2 separate regions of the Homo sapiens genome follow, and region 2 is linked to region 1. A link is a loop called in an ENCODE intact Hi-C map of the cell type or tissue named here. Cell type or tissue: CD14-positive monocyte. All regions are shown on one strand. Links, peaks and the distances in the headings refer to the core of each region. The heading gives the core; the rest is flanking DNA.

Region 1 (10,223 bases), core at 390-8,389:
GCCCACAGCAATCCCATTCTCTATGCAGGGATCCTGTCCACCTCCTCCTCACCAGACTCAGCTCCCTCCTTCCAAACATGCCGTTTGTTTCTGCTGATCCTTTGGGATGCCTGGGCTGCAACCCACATCCACGGGAGCTCCCCAAGGCAGGACTCAGGGTATCCCTCTCCAGCAAACCCAGCTCAGAGCTCTAAGAACTGAGGGCAACATCTCCCTGATGAGGCCTCCCTGAGGGTACCTCCCCTTAGGGAGGTACAGCCTGGAGGCACAGGTGGGGAAATCGAGGGTGGGCTGCCCATGAAGCAGGGCTCTGAGGCTATCTCTGGCTCAAGATCTCAGGGAAAGGTCTCAGGCAGCTGATCCTGGGGACTCATTCCCAGGGCCAGAGTGAGGAGTGACCCCTTCCACTGAAGCCTGGACCACACTTGGCTGCTAGGGGAAGGAAAGGAACATGACAGGCTGGGCCCTTGACTGAGTGAAGCTGCAGGGCCAAGCTCCAGGCTGCAGGGCCAAGTTCTCCATCAGTGAAGTGGAGGAAGGGGGACTGTGTTCTGAAGGGTTCCAGTCCATCCAGCAGAGGTATGTCACCAGGAGGCACCTTTGCAGGCCTGTTCTCTGCCCCTGACACCTTTAATGACTAGAAGCATCCCAGAGGAACGAACTTCTCTAAAAATGAGCTCTGCAAAGTCCCTTAAAGGGAGTCTGGTCCAACCCACCCACTTTACAGGAGAGAAAGCTGAGGTCCTGCTCAAAAAGAAGACTTGGCTCAAGTCAGACAGAGCCTGGAGTCACAGCATCAAGTCCAAACCCCCACCCTCCTGCCTGGATCCTGCCCTTGGCCCAAATCCTTCCCAAACAGAGAGGCAACCTCCTGCCCACCTCCTACCTCACAACAAGCTCAGATCAGGGGTAGGCCACAGATACTCAACCCAGCCTCCCCTCGGGCTGGCACCCTGGCAAGGGATCTCCAGGCTCAATGTGCCCAGCTGGAGGGACAGCGAGGTCCCTGCCCAGAGTGCTCAGGCCTTTGTTGGATTCAGCTAAGGCCCATCCAGGCATCACCACACCCTGCTGCTCCCCCAGGTCTGCCTACTTGTCTGATCCCACCAAGACCCCAAAGCCCACTATCACTCACAAGTTCTGTAGGAAGGTGTGGCCACCATCACTGAAGAGCCCACCTGTTGACAGGGTCTCCAGAGCATGGGGTATGTTGCTTGGCAAGAAGGGAACCAGCTGCAGGGATTGAGGGGTGTAAGGCCTCCTGACCTAACAACTGGCTTCATGATCCCCATGCTGTCTGGGCGGCCCTGAGGATGGATTGGACCAACCCTGCCCACAAGATAGCTCTCACTAGAGCTACAAAGGCAGCCTTACTGACCCATGAAAACTCACTGTGGAATGCACAGCATGAGAGAAGTCTGGAGCCACACATAAAGTTGTGTAATGACCAGACCAAAACCCACTGGCCCTGGGAGCCTCTGGACAGCTGTGCACCACTGTTTAGAGCTGAAGAGCCTCCCCACATGCAGTGCTCACACATCACACAGCACAGGGCTAAAGTTCTCCATCAATCACTCACTCCAATACTCTTGATCAGCCCTCTATATACTTGTCCCACAGGGTCACAGTTCACCCCGACGACAACATCGTCAGAGTGCCAGGATGCCAGGGATGGAGTAGCCATGGGTACCAGGAAGGCTTCCCGTGAGGGGAGGAGATGCCAGTACTTCCAGGACCCTGCAGTCATACCGTGTGCCCCGCAGCCTCAAGGCTCTGTTTGGTCTCCAGCACGGCCCGCCTCATGGCCGGGGAGGGCATGGTATAGTTGTCAGTCTCATAGTACCCCACACGCAGGGGCTGAGAGCTGGTGTAGACCTGGAGGGAAAACACAGGGGACAGGGGCAGGTCAGGAGAAGACAACCCTAGGCAGGACCCCTAGAGATCAGAGAAACTACTCAGCCCCAGACACAGCTGCGAGGCTGCAGTCAGCGAGGCCAGCCCCTTCTGCATCTGACCCTTTCATAAAACACCTTCACAGTGACTCAGGTGGGCAGAGCAAGGATAAGGATTCCTACTGGTCATATGAGGAAACTGAGGCTTGAGGTCTCAATAGGGAGATTAGGTGGGACTGGGACTTGCCCAAAGCTACCCAATGCAGAGTGACAAGACAGGTCTGGAATGCAGGCATCCTGTCTTCTGAGCTGAGGCTCTCCACCACCTGTCCTGGCTCTCATGATAAACTGTTCCAGACTTCCAGACAGGGACCTCATCTCCTCCTCTCCTCCGAGGAAGGACTTCACGGCTGCCTATCCCCGTGGGTTCGGTTAGAATATCTCCCTCTGCCTGGGGAGGGGGAGTTCACCCTACCCAGCCCAGATCTGCCCTGCTGCCCCACTCCCAAGAAACACCAAGGCCCACTCTCCTTCCCGTCCACAAACCCTCAGCCTTTCCAAGGCAACCTTGGCTGGGGCGAGGGCAAGAGGTCTGTACAAGATAGACAATCGCTGGACTGCTGAGAAACGGGGCTTACGTCACACAGCTTACTGTCTACATTAACGTGACTTCACTCTTCCTCTGTCTGCACCAATCTAACTTTACAGCTCCTGCACTCTGTTGGAGTGGGCACAGAGGATGACCTAGGGCCCAGCACCTGCCTCACTGGGGACATCTGGCCCCAGCCTCAACCTGGCTGTTTCTGGCCTTCAACCCCAACGCACACAGAGACAGAGAGAGAGAGAGTACCAGGACCAGAGCACAACCAGAACACTCAAGAGAGCAAAATACTGGTCTCAGATGCCCCGCAGTAGGGGATGAGCTGGGAGGAAGATGACCACTGGCCACTCCCCCACCTCCTCCAAATAACACACATAACACAAATAACCTTCCGATTCATTCCAACTCTTCAACAGGAAGCATCGGTTGACACCTCTCGCCTCAAAATCCACACCCTGCTGTGCCCACCAATCCTTAACATGGGGATTAAGGATCTTAACCAATCTTAACCAACTTAAACCAATCTTAACCAACCCCCATGTTGAAAGATCCACCTTAAACCAGACTTCAAAATCTCAGCAGATCTCCCCACCCTTCCTGCCCTCTGAGATGATCCTAAGGCTTTGCAAGACAGTGCTGCCTCGCCACAGAAAGCAACAAGCCCAGCCTGTCTCAGCAACAGGCTGCTGTGGTGGTATTTTGGGGAGCAGCACACCACGCTGCTTGCAGACCCTGGCTCACGTAGCAGCAAGTCTGGCAGGAACAGGCTACATGAGCTGGGGTCTGCAGGCAGCGTGGCGTGCTGCTCCCAAAATGTGGACAGGAATACTGTTAGAAAGGCTGCTGTTTGCTGAAGGTCAGCAGGCTGGGAAATGATTCCTGCATCCCTGGTGCCAGCAGCTGAGGCTGGGCACCTTTGAAAGCCTGTGGATTTCCGGCCGGCGCGGTAACTCAAGCCTGTAATCCCAGCACTTTGGGAGGCCGAGGCGGGCGGATCACGAGGTCAGGAGATCCAGACCATCCTGGATAACACGGTGAAACCCCGTCTCTACTACTAAAAATACAAAAAAAATTAGCCGGGCGTGGTGCCGGGCGCCTGTAGTCCCAGCTACTCGGGAGGCTGAGGCAGGAGAATGGCGTGAACCCAGGAGAATGGCGTGAACCCGGGAGGCGGAGCTTGCAGTGAGCCGAGATCGCGCCACTGCACTCCAGCCTGAGGGACAGAGCGATACTCAGTCTCAAAAAAAAAAAAAAAAAGAAAGAAAGAAAAGGAAAAAAAAAAAAAGCCTGAGGATTTCCAAATGCAGGCAAGGGCTCCATCTGGTGGCCGTCTGTGGAGGAGCAACCCGCCCTGGCCTCAGAGGCCTGGGGGACGGTTCTCAGGAGACAGGGGCTCCAAGGCCTGCCCACAAGGCCTGGGGTGGCTGTCTGGGTTCAGCGGTCCACATTCATGCCCACCCAGCCCTGCTCACCTCTTCTCTGAAGGGCAAGGGAGGCACAGTGGGGTCCAAGCGGAACATGTCCTCACACAGCAGGGCTCGCAGGCACAGTGCCAGGCTCTCCACGTCCCGGGCCATGGGGCCCACGGAGAGACGCACTGTGGGGCAGAGAGGTGAGGGAGGTAAGCAGACAAGGAGCGAGGAACCCAGACCTAGAGCAGCCTGGGGGCCAGACACTGCCCTGCCACCTGAGAAGCACGGGCGGAAGCGGGTCAGGCCGACCCCCACCCTCCTCGGGGCACTGAGAGCACCACGGACCTCACCTGCCTCCTGTCCATAGACACAGCCCTTCAGGCCACTCTTGCTGGATAAGAAACATAAGATGCTGGAAACAGGAAATGGCCACCCGCCGCCATCCCCACACCCACAGAGCAGCTCTGAACACTCACCGCTTTGGAAACTAGGACCCACGCCCGGCCAGTGGTACTGTAATGCTTCCTCCCAGCAAAACCCCGGAGACCGAATCCCCGCCTGGAGCCCAGAGAGGTTGGAAGCTAGGCCAAGGTCACACAGCGAGGGGCCCAGAAGCGCCCTCCACCCACCTTACCTGAGGCGGTTCCCTGTGGGCTTGAGGCCGCAGATGCCGCAGAAGGAGGAGGGGAAGCGGATGCTGCCTCCGATATCAGTGCCTAAGCCCAGGGGGGAGCCTCCAGACCCGATGAGGGCCCCTTCACCCCCTGAGGAGCCCCCTGGGCTTTTGGAGGACTTCCATGGGTTCACGGTCTGGCCAAAGAGGGGGTTACTGCAGTCATAGCTGGAGGAGCCAAGAATGGGTCAGCCCGTGCCATGCTGGGACCGGTGCCCCTGCCCCGCCCCGCCCCACCCCAAGACCCAACCTGAACATGGACTGTGGAACATTGGTGTGCACGAAGGGCACGGCACCCTGCAGCTTCAGCACATGCACCACTACGCTGTCGCACTCCGCCGGCACCCCTTCATTCAGGCTCAAGCCCAGCGTGGAGTCCTGGCCCTGGGAGGAGGGATGGGCACCAGAAGGGAGTGAGTCAGGGCCCGTGGGCAGCCAAGGGTCCACTCCAACAACTGTCACACAGGCCAAAACAGGTATACCAGTGTCCCCTCGGAAGGCCTCTGGACCTGATACCTCCTCTAAGGGCCCAAAATGACCCAAGATGCAGAGCAGGCTGGCAGGGATGGAGGGGACGATGGAGGCCTGGCGCTGAGGCAGAGCATACCTTGTAGGTGAAGCACTCCTTGAGGCTCACAGGGACGCCATAGAGCAGGCCCTGCCTTGGGGCCTGAGACAGCTGAGTCTCACAGTCAGCCAGATAGGAGGTCACACAGTTGGTCCCTTTGTTCACTTCCCAGGCCTGAGGAAGGGGAAGTAGACATAAGATAAAAGGAGGCTGGCCTTTTTAAGAAATTGTGGTGAAATATACATCATGTAGAACTGGCCTTTTAAAGTATACCCAGGGAGAGGGGTAACCAGCAACATGGCCCAGAGCCTGGGGCACAGAGGATGACCTAGGGCTCAGCATCTGCCTCACTAGGGACATTTGGCCCAGGCCTCATCCTGGCTGTCTCTGGCCTTCAACCAGGACCAGGGCACAACCGGGACACTCAAGGGAGCAAGATACTGGCCTCAGGTGCCCCCCAGGTAGGGGGTGAGCTGGGAGGAAGATGACCACTGGCCACTCCCTCACCTCCCCCAAGCCACATCTCTGCCAGTGAGGCAGACAGAAACCAGACAGGGGCAGCGCCCCATCACTGGTCACACTGAAGGGCAACCACAGAGCAGGACTAGACCAGACTCCTGCCTCCCGGAGCCCAGCAGTCTCTCCTCAACCCCACGCCTTCCCCACATGTAGCCCAGTCAAGCCTCCCCTTACCCAGGAAATCTTGAATTTGATAATCAAGCCATGTGGAGTAGGAGCTTGACAAAAGGGAAGAACATGCTAATAGTGGAAATCTGCCTAGAATGCTCAAACCTCACCACACAGGGTCCTACAGAAGGAAAGGTGAGGGCAGAGTGAGATGCAGCTTTCAGTAAATATTCCTGCTCCTGGGGAGTATCTGGGGGAAACAGGGTGGGCTGTGTTGCCATATTCAGGCATGTGCAAAATCTGTCCCCGGGGTACCCGAGGCAGGAACAGAGAAGGCTAATCTAACCAGATAGACTAGATTAACTAGGAAGGGCAGGAGCCTTTCAGGGACATTGACAGGGAAGAAGCAAGACCATCTGCTGAGACTATGTACGTGCCCCCTCTCAGTGACACCAGCCCAGCATGCGCTCGCTTCCTCAGCTGCAGCCCCCACAGCATTGTCACATACACTGCACCCAGACAAGTTCACCTGCCTAGGGGTCACACTCACTGTCCCACACCCTTTCAAGAAATCATGCAGGCCACACTCAAAGCACAATTTGTCTCCTTCTTTCCTCCCTCCCTCCCTTTCTTTTCAAACATATTTCTTGAGCATTTATTACGTGAAATGCAACATGTTGAGCACTAAGGTTCAAAGACAAATGAGACAAGCTCTGTCCACAAAGACCCCCCATGGGAAAGAGATAGAGAAGACAAGCCTGACACTGTGATGAGAAATGTGCTATTAGAATGAGAGTAGGCCTGGAAGAGGAAACCCTACCTCAGGTGGCGAATGGAAGACGGTGCCTCCTGCTCTGAGCCCCGAAGGCTCAGCCAGGGGAGCCCGTGGCACGGACAGGGGCAAAGAAGAGGGAAACAGCCTTCCAGGTAAAGGAGCCCCACCCAAGCCAGTGCAGAGCTGCTGACACCCAAGCTCCAGAAGGCCTTGGCCAGAGGTGATGCCACACACAGAGGAGGAGTACAAGAGATGGCCTGAAGAGCTGGGGACACAAGAGGGCACCTGACCAGGAGGCTGGTGCTTGGGCATGGCGGGAGATGGTGGTGGCGGGCCAGGGTGGCCAAAGGGGATGGAGACAGGAGAGGGCTGGGTAAAAGAAGAGAACAGGCCAGGCGCGGTGGCTCACGCCTGTAATCCCAGCACTTTCAGAGGATCACCTGAGGTTGGGAGTTCCAGACCAGCCCGGCCAAATAAAAATACAAAAATTAGCCAAGCATGGGGGTGCATGTCTATAATCCCAGCTACTCGGGAGGCTGAGGTATGAGAATCACTTGAACCCGGGAGGTGGAGGTTGTAGTGAGCCAAGATCATGCCACTGCACTCCAGCCTGGGCGACAGAGCAAGACTCCCATCTCAAAAAAAAAGACGGGGTCGGGCATGGTGGCTCACGCCTGTAATCCTAGCACTTTGGAAGGCCGAGGCGGGTGGATCACCTGAGGTCAGGAGTTTGAGACCAGCCTGATCAACATGGTGAAACCCCGTCTCTACTAAATACAAAAAATTAGTTGGGGGCCAGCTGCAGTGGCTCACAGCTGTAACCCCAGCACTTTGGGAGACCGAGGCGGGTGGATCACTTGAGGTCAGGAGTTCCAGACCAGCCTGACCAACATGGTAAAATCCCATCTCTACTAAAAATACAAAAATTAGCTGGGTGTGTTAGCAGGTGCCTGTACTCCCAGCTACTCAGGAGGCTGAGGCAGAAGAATCACTTGAACCCAGGAGGTGGAGGCTGCAGTGAGCCAAGATCATGCCACTGCATTCCAGCCTGGGCAACAGAGCGAGACTCCATCTCAAAAAAAAAAAAAAAATTTTTTTTCTTTTCATTAGCCGGGTGTAGTGGTGCATGCCTGTAATCCCAGCTACTTGGGAGGCTGAGGCAGGAGAATTGCTTGAACCCAGGAGGTGGAGGTTGCAGTGCGCCAAGATTGTGCCATTGCACTCCAGCCTGAACAACAAGAGCGAAACTCCATCTCAAAAAAAAAGAAGGGAACAGACCAGACTTGTTGCCCAATGGGGTGGAGGCAGGAGGGAGAGGGAAGTCTGGGCTAAAAGCCAGGTTACTAGCTAAGACAGCATGCTCAGTGTCTCATACACACATACATACACACACGCACACGCTCTGGCTCCTTCCCTCCCTGGCAGTCCCTGGCACTGTAGGTCCCACCATGGCCCCCAGCAGGACTAACTCCAGGCCAGGTTTTCCCCACAGCCTGTGCGGACAGAGGGAGGGGAAAGGGAGGGGCTGGCCTTGGCTGGCCTTACCTTTCCCAGGGAGGGGCTGGCCTTGGCTGGCCTTACCTTTCCCACATAGGTGAAGAGCACGGCCTCAGGGGCCAGCTCTCTACTGTGTAACTTCTGCACCAGCTGAGGCAGGGGCAGGGCTAGCAGCGCCTCTGAGTCCAGGTCTGGGTTCTGTGGGGAACAAACTCGGATCAGTCCCCTACTCGCCGAAGTCTCATGGGCCTGCAGCAGACACCAGTGGCCCATGCCCCAGCAGCTCTGACATGGCCCAGCCTGGGCAGGCCCTTGCCATCCCTAGAGAATGCAGCTCTGTCTCCTCCAGAAGCTTGTTGAAGGGGTGCCCAGCGAGCCGACCTGCCCAAGTAGGTTTTTTTTTTCCTTAGAGACAGTGTCTGGCCGTGTTGCCCAGGCTAGACTTGAACTCCTGGGCTCAAGTGATCCTCCCACTTCAGCCTCCCGAGTAGCTGGAACTACAGGCACATGCTACTGTGCCTAGCTCCAGACTGATGATTAAACCACTACAAATATACACCAGCAGTGGCTGCCTTCTGTGTGCCAACACCACGCTGATGTCATCCATGTTTTGATTAAGTCTTACTGCCATTCCCATTGCACAGATAAACTGAGGCTGAGAGAGAGGTGCCTTCTTGCCCACCAGCCATCTGCCTGCACCTGACCCCATGCCATCCCCACACCCACAGAGCAGCTCTGAACACTACTCAGGGGGTTGCCAACCTCTAGCAGGGAAGGGCAAAAACAAGAAGACCCCATCTTGGGAGGCTGGGTCTGTGACTGAAGGCCACACCCAAAAGGAAGGGTTTACACATTCATTCTGTGTCCGGAATTGGTGGGTTCTTGGTCTCACTGACTTCAAGAATGAAGCCGCAGACCCTCACAGTGAGTGTTCCAGTTCTTAAAGGCTGCCTATCTGAAGAAACCACATTTCAGCTGTGATTTGAAGGATAAGAAGATGCCAGATGTGGGGAGAGACAGAGCTCTGGGTACCTTCTCTTCCCTCTCTGATTCTGGGAGAAGGCTTCCCCTCCTCCTGCTTCCATTCCTCCCACCCCTCCAACCCTGCTTCTACTCCTCCCCTCCCCCTAATCCCCCTACTCCCCTCCCCCTACTCCCCCTCCTCCCCTGGCCTGCTTCCCCCTCCTCCCCTCCCCACTTCCCCCTCTTCCCTCCCCAATTTCCCCTCCTCCCCTCCCCTGGTTTCCCTCCTCCCCTCTACCCTTTCCCTCCTCCCCTCCCCTGGCTTCCCCTCCTCCCCCTCTACCCTTCCCTTCCTCCCCTCCCCTTGCTTCCCCTCCTCCCCCTCTACCCTTCCCTTCCCTTCCTCCCCTCCCCTTCCTTTCCCTTCTCCCCTTCCCTTCCTCACCTCCCCTTGCTTCCCCTTCTCCCCTCTACCCTTCCCCTCCTCCCCTCCCCTCTTACCCTCCTCCCCTACCCTGGCTTCCACTCCTCCCCTAAGCACCTCTGACTCCAGGCTCTCCACTCATCCCACATCCCCCAGATCCCCTACCCAGCCCGAGGCAATGGAGCCCAAACCAGCTCACTGGGCTATTCCTGTCACCTGTCCACCTTCCCTGTCCTTCCTCTAAGCTCATCACCTGCCCGACTTTTGACCAGCTCCTCCTTATGTATCCTGTACCCTGTACTCAGGGGAGGCCCCGCCATCCATCCAGGTGTTCAGGAAATGAAACAGGTGTCTTTCTGGCTCCTCCTTCCCACCACCACCTGCATCCAGTCACCAAGCTAAGTAGCTCTGAAAAATGGTCACCTCTCCATCCCCTCTACCAAGGCCCTCACCGGGCCTCAGACTCATCCTTGTCTCCTAGGTCACACGCGGCCACCCAACTGCTGCCCTGCCCAGGTCCTGCACCTCCAACCCACACTTTCCACTAGGGCCAGACAGTGCAAAACCCAACCTGGCCTTGCCTCTCCCCTTAAAATCCCCATCTCATCACACCACAGGCTCCAGAGCATATTCCAGGAGGTGCTTCCAAGCTGTGGTCCTCTCAGACTCATGTGCACCTCTCCCCACCCAGGCACCACTGCCCCCTCCCACCCCCCACACCCCAGAGCCTGGCGCCTGCCCTCTCCGAGCACATGCCACAGCCTCTGCCCCCTGATGTCCTCAGTGTCAGG
Region 2 (10,223 bases), core at 1,218-9,217, 120 kb before region 1:
GCCCCGGCCCCAGCCCCCTCGCCCTGGAGGCCCCGGCGCCCGCGGCCGTCTGCGCGCTGCGCTCGGAAGGAGTCCAGCTCAACCCACCCCGGGCGCGCGCCGCCCCCTAGCGGACCAGGGCCCCGCCGTGACTCCGCTGTCCGGGTTCATTCCCCTTCCTTCAGTGCCATTTAAGGGGGGAAAAGAAAGAAAAGAAAAAGAAAAAAGAAAACCTTTTCTTCCTTCCTTCCTTTCTTTTTTACAAGGGTCTGGTGCTGGGCTCAGGTGGCCTCATCTTTTCCATCTCCCAAACTCCTGGGTAGAATGTGGTGATGGTGTCAGGGGTCACACCCCAAAGAAGGGAGCAGCAGAGCCTTGGCCCCTTAGACAGGGTCTCTGGTCTCTAGTAAACCTTACCCATCCAGCTTGCTGAAAGTAGGCCCCTGGACCCTGGAACCCTGACACTGCCACCTCCCCCTGGCATTTGGGCACTGTGAACCAAGGAGCACCCACCCTGAAGGGGCTAACCACCAGCAGTCCCCCCAGTGAGGTGGGAGGAAGAGAGGGAGAAGGGTTGAATGTCAGCCTGGGCTGTCTCTGTCCTTGCACACACCGTGAAAGGCTTCCAGTCCCCTCTCCTGCCCCTCCCCACCTTCCTTGTTTCTACCCCAACATGACCTTTGGGATTCATTTGGCTGAGAAGCCGTGGCTCTGACTTGGGCCAGGATGGTCCCTAGAATTAGGGCCGGGGTGAGCACTCCCCACCCTTTCTGTCTGACTAAGAGCAAGAGTAGCTGAGACTGGGGCCCTGACAGAGGTGAGTGGTGAGGGAGCTTCTGCAGCCCTGAAAGTCCTAGTGTGACTTTCACTGCCAGCAATGCTGGCCCCCACCCACCCTGACTGTGGCACACCATGCATTCCTGCAGTGCCTTACTCCTCAATAAAGCACCTTTGGAGTCAGTCCTCTGTGACAGTGCAGGCCGGGAGGGAGGGGTGGCTGTGGGGCCTCTGGCTAAGCACCCTGGGTTCTGGGGCCCTCCCAGCCTGTGGCTGAGTGCCTGAGCATCCTGGTACCAGCCCCTCCTGGAGACCTAGAAGGCGGCTTCAAGGGAGAGGAGTGTGTGACTATGAGTAAAAGACTGTATCTAAGACTGTGTGCCCATGAATGTGGGAACAGATGGGTCAGATTGGGGGACTGGATGAACATAGGAGTGTGACTGTGGGTGTGATTGCCTGGCTCCTGTAAGAGGTGGGGAGTGGCAGCGTTTGGGTAACAGTCTGACATCACACATGCATGTGGAGGTGTGAGGGCAGCAGTAGTGGTTGAGGGCATGGTCACTGAGCAGGGTGAGGGGAGAAGTGCTCCACGGGGCTGTGCAAAGCCCAGACACTGCCCAAGCTAGCTGGACTTGCCGAGTTTGGGCCCGGCCTGTGGTTCGTCCAGGTGAGGGGGTAGGTGAGGGGGCCAAGTAGAGGAATAGGGGCTGCCTTGCAAAAAAGAAAAGGGGTCAGGGGACTGAGGAGGAGACACTGCAACTCTGGGCCAGCCCTTCGTCTCCATGCAGGTACCTAGGCAAGCAGTGACTGGGGCACATGCTGACCCACTGCCCCCGGCTGGCTATGACTCCCTGCCCATCCACTCCTGGCTTCATCACCAGCCTCCCTTTCTGTTTCCAAGACAGGCTTTGCTACTACTCTGCCATGACCCAGACACTTCCCACCAGCCCTGGGCTCTTCCTTCCTCTGGCGCCATCTCCACCTCTGTCTCTCCTGCTGTCTCCTCTCCCACTGACCTAGAGAAGAGCAAGTCTGCCTGAGCAGGTGCTGAGCAGGCCATCTCTATTAATTTGCACGTGTCAATGGGCCTTAACCTTTGAAGCTCCCAGTACCTACAGCTGATGACCTATTCTCTGAGCTCCCCAACCCCACCCTGTATGTGTGTAAGGAAGGCCACTTCCCCAGGCTCCAGTCCTGTCTCTTCTGGTGCATTGGTCTGCAGCTTTAGATGCCACCTGCTGCTGTGGTAGAGCAGTAGGTGAGAGGGGCCACCGCTGATGCAGCCTTGGGGTGTGGTCAGAACCACCCTTCTCCTACCACCTTAGGATTCTAGCCCTGCAATGCTAGGCTCAGCCGAACCCCTCTCCCACCTGCTGTTAGATGCCTGGAATTACATTCTCTTTCCTGTTCCCCCACAAGACTTCCAGATCCTGTTCTGCAAGCCTGGCTGCTGCAGAGGAAGAGTGAGCCTACGATAAAAACTCAGGGCAGTGGGACATGGATCAATGGTGTGGGTAGAATGGATCAGGGAAGGCGGGACATTGGCTCCCTGGAGTCCCTTCCACTTACACCCCCAGCTGAAGGTCATCATTTGTCTTTTCTCTGCCCCGCTTCCTCCACGGGCACACCAGAAGAGATTTTCCAGATCCAGTGCCCCAGGGCTCACCTTCCCAACAGCTCCAGTCTGCCACCGTGGGGACTCCTCACTTCACACCCCTTCCCTGGGTGACACCCAGGGACAGGCCCCTCTAGGGCAATATGGCCAGCGAGGCCCTAGGGAAGCCCCACTCTCCTACACATGGTGAGGCTGGAGGGTGTGCTCTGTCTCACACCTCTGCAGGCCCCTCCCAGGCAGGCTTCAGGCCCTGAAAGGGCCTCTGGGAGGCAGGTTTCTGTTGAGGAGAGGACATGATTCTGACAGCACAGAAGCATCAAGCTCCCTGACCTTGGGGAATTTGAGCAGGGACCAGTAGTTCCTGCAGGGATGCTGCAGACCGGCCCTGGAAGGAGGGTAAAACCTTCCACTCCCACCCTAGGCCCTGAAAGCCTCAGAATTGAGGCAGTAGGGCCTATCCTCAGAGGCACAGGGACTGTGGTAGAGGACACAGAGCTGGTCCTTCTAAAGGAGGGGTACTCCCCAGGGCCTGGGGGCGGGGGGGCTTTAGGGTGCTACACGTGGTGAGTGGCCCCTGCCTCCCCAAGGAAACTACTGCTGGCCCGGACAAGGCAGCTCATTAAGGGAAATGAGGTTTCCCCCATGCTTCTCCCTCTAGGAGAAATGAGGGCAGCCACTTAGAACCTCTTTGTATTATTATCTTGAGATAGGATCTCTCTCTGTTGCCGAGGCTGGTGTGCAGTGGCACAATCACAGCTCACTGCAGCCTCAACCTCCCAGGCTCAAGTGATCTTCCCACCTCAGCCTCCCAAGTAGCTGGGACTACCAGCACACCCCACCATGCCCGGCTAATTTTTTGTATTTTTTGTAGAGACAGGGTCTCACTATGTTGCCCAGGCTGATATTGAACCCCTGGGCTCAAGCAGTCCTCTCACCTGGGCCTCCCAAAGTGCTGGGATTATAAGTGTGAGCCACTGTGCCCAGCCTTAGAATCGTTTTTTTTTACTAATTAATTTAAGAATTCCTGAGCCCTGCTATGTTCCCTGCTATGAGGGAATATAATGATGAACAAGCTCTCAGGGAGCTCACATTCTATTTGGAGGAGACAGACAATAAAGAATTAAATAAGTGAGCAAATGAGACCAAAAAAGCTTAGCTAGTGAACAGCACTACACAGAAAATTACAATAGGATGTTGTGATAGATAGAGGCACTTGTCGGATGGTTGGGGGTTTTTCTCTGAAGAGGTGGCATTTAAGCTGGGCTCTGAATGGTGAGTCAGCCATGCAAAGGTCTAGAGCAGGAACATTTCAAGCTCAGGAAACAGCCAGTGCCAAGCCCTAAGGTGAGAATGAACTGGCCTCTGTGTGTCAGAACAAGAAAGAAAGGCTGTTGAGACACAGATGGAAGATGAAGCTGGAGAGGCGGGGAGGGGGTATTGCTTAGCTCATGGAGGGCTTAGTAAGCCCGGGTGAGGAGTTGGGATTTGATTCTTGGTGAGATGGGACCCACTGGAGGGTTTTAAGCAGGGAAGTGACATGATCTGATTTATGATGGTAAAGACTGCTCCACCTGCTGTGTGGAAGTAACAGAGTGGCGAGGGGCAAGAGGGAAAGCAAGGCTAGGAGGGGCAGGCTAGGAGGTCACAGCAGTGAGACATATGGGCACTGGGACTAGGGTGGTTGCTTGGAGTAGACAGATTCTGCACCTCTTGGGGGAGTTTTGGGGGCATGAAAGAGAAGAATCCTGAGGAAGTTCTAAAATTTTGGTTTGAGCACCAGGGTGTATGGTGGAGGATCTGGATTTGGGAAAAAAGGGACATCCTGGTAAGGCAAAAGACCTGTTAGCCCAGAGGGACTGTCCCACAGAAACTGGAGCCACAGCTCTGAGTTCTGGAAGAGGAGGCGCTGGGATGGAGACGTAGAAGCTGTCGGCATGTGGGTGGTGGTGAAACTCCAAGGAGACAGGAAGACAGAGAACCCGGAAGATAGAATAGTCTAACTGCAGACTCCAGGGGGAGCAGGGAGCCCATGCTGCTGACTTCTGAATCCCACTCAGCCTTCTGTGATGCCAGGAGCCTTCTGATGAGAACTGTGGACTAGGAGTGGGGGATTAGGGAGAAGTGGAATGTGAGCACGAAGAGGCCAGATTCTGACTTGTTCACAGCTGTACCTTCGGTGCCCACCTGGCACAAGGTAGGTGCTCAATAAGCACCTGTGGACTGAAGGAGGAAGGAAAAGGTGTGGATCTCATCGCACAGCTGAGATTCCAGGTCCCGAGTAATACGGGTTTGTCAAGATGCCTAACTCTGGGCAGGAAGGGAGAAGATTTCATATGTCTGAGAGTTCCCCTAACCAATTGCACAGTTTTCTATTTCTCTGTGGGGAGGTGGGATGGCACGGGAAGGAAGGGTTGACTAGATCAGCGCCAAAGGACCAGCCTGAGGGCCAGGCTCCCCAAAGCAGGAGATGGCCAGATGGAGGGACCAAGCCTGAGGAAATCGGCACTGTTGGGGACTGCCACCAGAGGGCACCCCGGGCACATGGCAGGAGATAGACACCACTCAGCCCAACCAGACTGCACAATTTTGCCTTTTCCTCTTCTGAGGTCCAAGGCCCTAAGAAATGGGGGAAGAGGGGGAGTTAGGTCACTCAGATTTACTAAGTGACTCATCCAACCCTGGAACCTGACCTTATTACAGAGAGAGCCTGGATCCTGGACAGAAACTTAGCCTTTATCAAGGTCACAGATAAGTCCTGAGACTGCTTATAGACTAAACCCTGACCTTGATGTTAGACTGAAACCTCACCCCAGTCCATACTGTGTCCTGACCTTAATCATAGACTGAACTTGACCCTAGTCACACTCTGAGCTCTGACCCTGCCTGTCCATTCATCAAACACTGACCTTGATCCCAGACTGAGCTCTGACCCCAGTCCATAAACTAAACCCTGACAATTACCATATAGTGAACCTGACTTGCATGCAGACTGATCATGGACACACATTAGCCCTTATTCAGGCCATAGACTGAGCCCTGACCCTGGGAACAGATAGCGCTGACCCTGGTCCATACACTGAACTCTCACTCTGATCACTGAGCCTGACCCTGAATCTGGTGCCAACCTGAACTCTGACCCTGATCCATATGCATTGAATCCTGACCCTGGACAACAACTGAGCTTTTATCATGGTCACAAACTGGCCTTGATCCCTAAGACTTGCCTTCCAACACCCCAATGAGTTAAGGACCTTCCAGAAGAGGCTCTTGTGTCAGGCCAAGCTTTAGTCTCAGAAGGAAGTAATTCCTGGAAACACTTTTGTTGGGGAGAGAAGGAATTCTGGGTCTCCAAATGGTCCAGAAACTCCTCGGCCTTGGACCCCTAAGAGGCCAGGCAGAGAAAGGCTGGTTCTAGGTTGCCCAGGACATGAGGGAAGAAGGGCAGCTGGGTACCTTCTCAAGGTATCCCCACAGCCGTGGGGGCGGGGCCTCTTCTGCCTGCCTGTCCATCTGGGGAGCCTCCCGACTGGCAGCCTCTTCATCTGCACTTCGGACTCCCTTCTGCTCCACGGTCTGTGCTCCACCCCTTGCTAGCTTTCCAGGAAAATAAGGAGGGACATTCCATGCAAGGGGTGGAACCAGGCCAGACTGAAGGCCCCATGCCCCCAACCTGTGCCCTGGCCGGAAGAGAAGCCCCTCCCTCTGGGAGCTCACTTTGGCTGCTTGCTCCAAACAGGCGAGAAAAGGTGAATCAGGCTCAAGGCGGCTCCAGCAGGGCCTCAGGTTGACAGCGGCCAAGACATAGGAGCATGAGGCAGTTGTGTGGGAAGTCCCCGAGGCCCGAGTATGTTCCTGGAGTCTGCAGCTTGTGAAGGTGTGGTAGGTGAGGGCAAAGGACAGCATAGTCCCTCCCCAGGGCACACTGACCAACTTAATTTCTGCCATCCCCAGGGTTCAGCCTGGGTGCCCTCCCGCTGCAGGGCCCACTGGCCTCCAGGCTCACCTAGGGAGGCACCAAGGGCGGGGGTGGGGGCCGAGCCAGGGAGGAGCTGGGGCGGAGGATGGGGGCAGCTCGAGTCAAAAAACGCTGACGCCAAAGACAATGAGCTCTCCGAGGCTGAGGCAACTCATTTGGTCCCGGCCACGCTTTATTAAATTCTCATAAACCTGTCAGGGGGGACAGGGCTCGCTTCAGTTTACCTCATTAGCCCGACACAATGACAGTGGTGGGGGGACAGGCAGGGTGGGGGTGCAACAAGGGGAGGCTGGCGCTCAGAGCTGAGAACTGAGCCAGCCGGGAAGATAATTGAATTAAGTGGCTTTTGTTAATGGTTTTTAAGACTCCAAAGTGTAAATAACATTTAGGGGCTTTCTTTTAATGGAGCTAGGGTTTTAGAGACCCAGGGAGCTTAGGGGAGGCCCAGCCTGGTCCCTGCCTTCTCCCCCACCCTAGGGGAGCTCCCGAGGGGAGAACTTGCCGGAGCCGCCCCAGGGATGCATTGCAGTTAGCCTTGGGAGGACCAAGGGGACTTCCCCAAGGGAAGGGGACAACATCATTGGAGCCAAAGAAGCTGAGACAACTTCCTGGTGAATCTTTGAAAAGAATCAGTGTACATGAGCAAAAGAGGGGATGGATGCAGGGGACTGTGACGACCTACCCAGTCCTGGAATGCTGCTGTCGGACAAAGTGGCCAGGGACGTCTCTGAGATGTTGCTGGAAGTATGGTCCTGGCCTCCTGGGGTCAATGTTCATTCCCCATGAGAGGTTAGTGGGAATGGAAGGTACTGGCTGTGTTGCCAGCAGGTAGTGAGCTCCCCATCACAGCGGATGTGGGAAGGCTGTGAGTTGGGGTATCCCCAAACGAGGCAGTGGATTAGACTAGATCCCAGGCTTGCTGAAGGCAACTGGACTTGATCCAAGCTGTAACAGGAACCTGAAAAGATGGCATGGTGAGCTCACTTCTCTGGGGGCACAAGGGCCTCGGGGAGCTGGGTGCCAGGGAACAGGGACACAGACAGGAGTTGAGAATCCAGCCCCTGGCTTTCCTCAGTCAACAGCTTCTCCCTCCCTGCACCCTGCAGACAAGACCAGGTTGGGGAGTTGGCTGGATTGAAGGCAAAGGGCTCTGGGCTAAGATCCCAAGGGGCTGGAGGTGAGATGGGGCAGGGCTGGCCCTGGGCCAGCCCACAAAGGGTTAAGGTGCTAATCGCCATGCATGCGACAAAGGGAAGTGGGTTTTCTGATCCAGAAAGGATCAGTCCCTGGGACGCCCCATCAGGCCCTTCAGCGTGAAATTACACCCCAGCGGGGGTGCTACCCTCCCCCTACACACACATTACCCGCCGGGCCTGGCACAGGATTAGGGCCCAGAGTCATCAGCGTAATAGATCGCACCTCCCCACCCCATTCCTTCCCCCAGGAGCCTTCAGTCCTGCCTCCGGGCCTGGGCCAGCCTCTTTCCTCACATCTGTCCACCTGGCAGTTGCACTGCCTGGTCATCTTGGCCTCACTCTTGGTCTAGTCATTCCATCTGTCTCCTCCAGCCATGCATTGAGCCCCCACCTCACTCCTGGTCACAGTGTCTTCATAACCTTTAATCGGCCTGCCAAAGGTACATTCCATTGCTTATGTATTTGTTGTCTGTCTTCCCCCTCGCACATCAGGTGCTGTCCTGCTCAGCACTGTATTCCCAGTGATGGGGGGGGGGGGGCTGCATCTTCCACGCAGGTGGTGCTCAGTCAACTAATGTTGACTTCCCATCCACCTCACAGAGACTGGGACATGGTCCCTAAACTCTGGATGTTGATGCCGAGAACTAGGAGACTGTGCCAGGACAGAGCCATGTCCTCTGGAAGAGACAGGAGGCTGTGGCATGGCCGCTGCCTTGGACCTAGCCTCATCTCTTAAAGATGGCATGAGGGAGGCAGGCAGGAAAAGTGAGAAGGCCTGCAAGGACAGAGGGTCCACCTGTCCTTGGGTGCTGTCCCAGGAGATCCGCTCACTCCACTGCCCCAGGCTGCTGTGCCTTTGCCCTCTGATGACCTCTAAGCCCCATCTGCACCCCCAGCCAGGAGGACCCAGCATGGGAAGAAGCTCTGAATGGAACAATTGAGGACACAGGATGATATCACATGGAAGACAAAACCCAGCAAGACTCTTGGAAACCAAGGCTGCCTGAGAAAGGCACCTGTATGGACCACCCTGACCAACCTCTACACAGGAGACAGAGGCCCAGAAAAAGCCAGGGCTTGCCCAAGTGTACTGCAAAGCCATGGCAGGGCCCAGACAGAAGCCTGGTTCCCTGAGGTCCTCAGCAGAGCTTGTCCCTCACATGCTCTTCCCAGTTAATTTAACAAGTTCAGTACTGGTTGAACACAAACTCCATACCAGGCTGTATGCCATGCCAGCTTCTGCCCAGGGAGCCCCATCTGGCAGTGGTTGAGAACTGTATATAGTGGTCAGAGGCATCAAGAGGAGGAGGGGCATCTCCCTCCCCTGTGATAATCTGGCAAGTCTTCCTGGAGCAGGTGGCATGTGGCTGGGCTCTGAAGAGTGAAGCCTGTCCCCAGGAGGAGGGACCGGCAGAGCAGAGGTATCCGGGGAGAGGGCACGGTGAGTGTGTGAGGTGCCACGCCAGCTGGGTGACACACTCCACAACAGCATGAATAGACATGTTCTGTGTGGCTCCCAGGCCAAGCCAGGCCTGATAAGGAGGCTACTGGGTGGCAGATTTCAGACAACATGAAGAAGAACTTTCCAACAGCCCTGGCGTAGGCTGCCCTGGAAGGTAGTGAGCTGCCCACCCCTTCAGGCTTGTGGATAGGAGCTGGGTATCAGTGATTCCTCCCCGGATGGAAGCCGAACTAGAGACCGGTGAGAATGTCTATTCTGAGAAACTGAAGCAGAAATGGCCAGACTTCAACAGGCCTGGCTCTTTAGTAGGCGACCTCTCCCCCACACCTTGTCCATCCTCCTGGGCTCTGCAGGCCCCTGGTGGCTGGAGTGTGGGAGAGGGAGGTAACAAGGCAGACAGAAGAATGACTGCTTTTTCAGTTATTCTTCTATGTATCTATGGCTTCCACCCAACCCAGCAGGGTGGGGCGCTTAAATCAGGCTCAGAAGTTGTCCAAAGCCCCACTTAAAAAAAAAATAGGGACAGAGGGCTGGGCATGGTGGCTCACACCTGTAATCCCAGCACTTTGGGAGACCAAGGCTGGCGGATCACTTGAGCTCAAGAGTTCAAGGCCAGCCTGGGCAACATGGTGAAACCCCACCTCTGTCAAAAAATACAAAAATTAGCTGGGCATGGTGATGTGTACCTGTAGTCCCAGCTGCTTGGGAGGCTGAAGTGGAAGGATGGCTTGAGCCCAGGAAGGTGAGGCTGCAGTGAGCTGTGATCATACCACTGCATTTCAGCCTGGGTGACAGAGTGAGACCCTGTCTTTAAAAAAATGAATAGGGACTGAGGCCCAGAGAAGGGCTTTTCCAATAGCCCACAGTCCAAGAGGCAGGCTGGGGCTTGCAGGCTGCGCGGTCCTTTCTAGGCAGCTTACCGAGGGCAGACTGAAGGTAAACCTGAAGGAGGTGAACCTTTCAGACGTCTCGCGGGCCCTGCCTCCACAGGGGCTGTGCATGCTAAGGAGACAGCGAGGGGCGGGCCGATGAGCACCTGCCTTTACCTCCCCTTAATCTCCCGTGTCGTCAAGTTTCCGCCTCAGCCCCCTGTCGTGAAGCTTCTGCCTCAGGTACCCTGGATTCTTCCTGAAGCACTGGGGCTCCTGTGTTCTGGAGTTCTCTTCAGGAGAATCCTAAGGTAAAAAAGAATGTGTTCCCTCCCTCCTGGCTGCCCAG

The links. Peaks named below come from ENCODE experiments on the same cell type or tissue, not always from the same donor. Only the 100,000 strongest peaks of a DNase experiment are listed, where the experiment ranks them.
Region 2: a loop joins it to region 1, with 4 times the contacts of the local background. A loop is called at or near these places in 73 of 110 quality-filtered maps.

The regions. Positions count from the first base shown.
Region 1 is chr1:46,400,111-46,410,333 of GRCh38, reverse strand. FAAH (fatty acid amide hydrolase) reads right to left here. Exons shown (of 15, transcript NM_001441.3): 2 at 8,130-8,243; 3 at 5,186-5,320; 4 at 4,829-4,962; 5 at 4,540-4,746; 6 at 4,256-4,296; 7 at 3,966-4,090; 8 at 1,750-1,875; 9 at 1,136-1,233. Among named protein-coding and RNA genes, the nearest start is that of FAAH, 11 kb to the right of the region's middle. In CD14-positive monocyte, for the core only: CTCF peaks have their summits at 3,609 and 3,816 (motif pointing left); DNase peaks (open chromatin) are centred at 3,833, 5,303 and 7,893; H3K4me3 peaks cover 2,520 bases; H3K27ac peaks cover 2,713 bases.
Region 2 is chr1:46,522,881-46,533,103 of GRCh38, reverse strand. It overlaps TMEM275 (transmembrane protein 275), which reads left to right. Exons shown (of 4, transcript NM_001396071.1): 4 at 1-938. The coding sequence ends at 110. Among named protein-coding and RNA genes, the nearest start is that of TMEM275, 7.5 kb to the left of the region's middle. RefSeq lists a silencer at 1-124, enhancers at 7,081-8,030, 8,031-8,981, 8,982-9,932, 9,933-10,223 and a cis regulatory region at 9,856-10,223. In CD14-positive monocyte, for the core only: CTCF peaks have their summits at 4,698 and 4,902 (motif pointing right); a DNase peak (open chromatin) is centred at 4,943; H3K27me3 peaks cover 3,214 bases.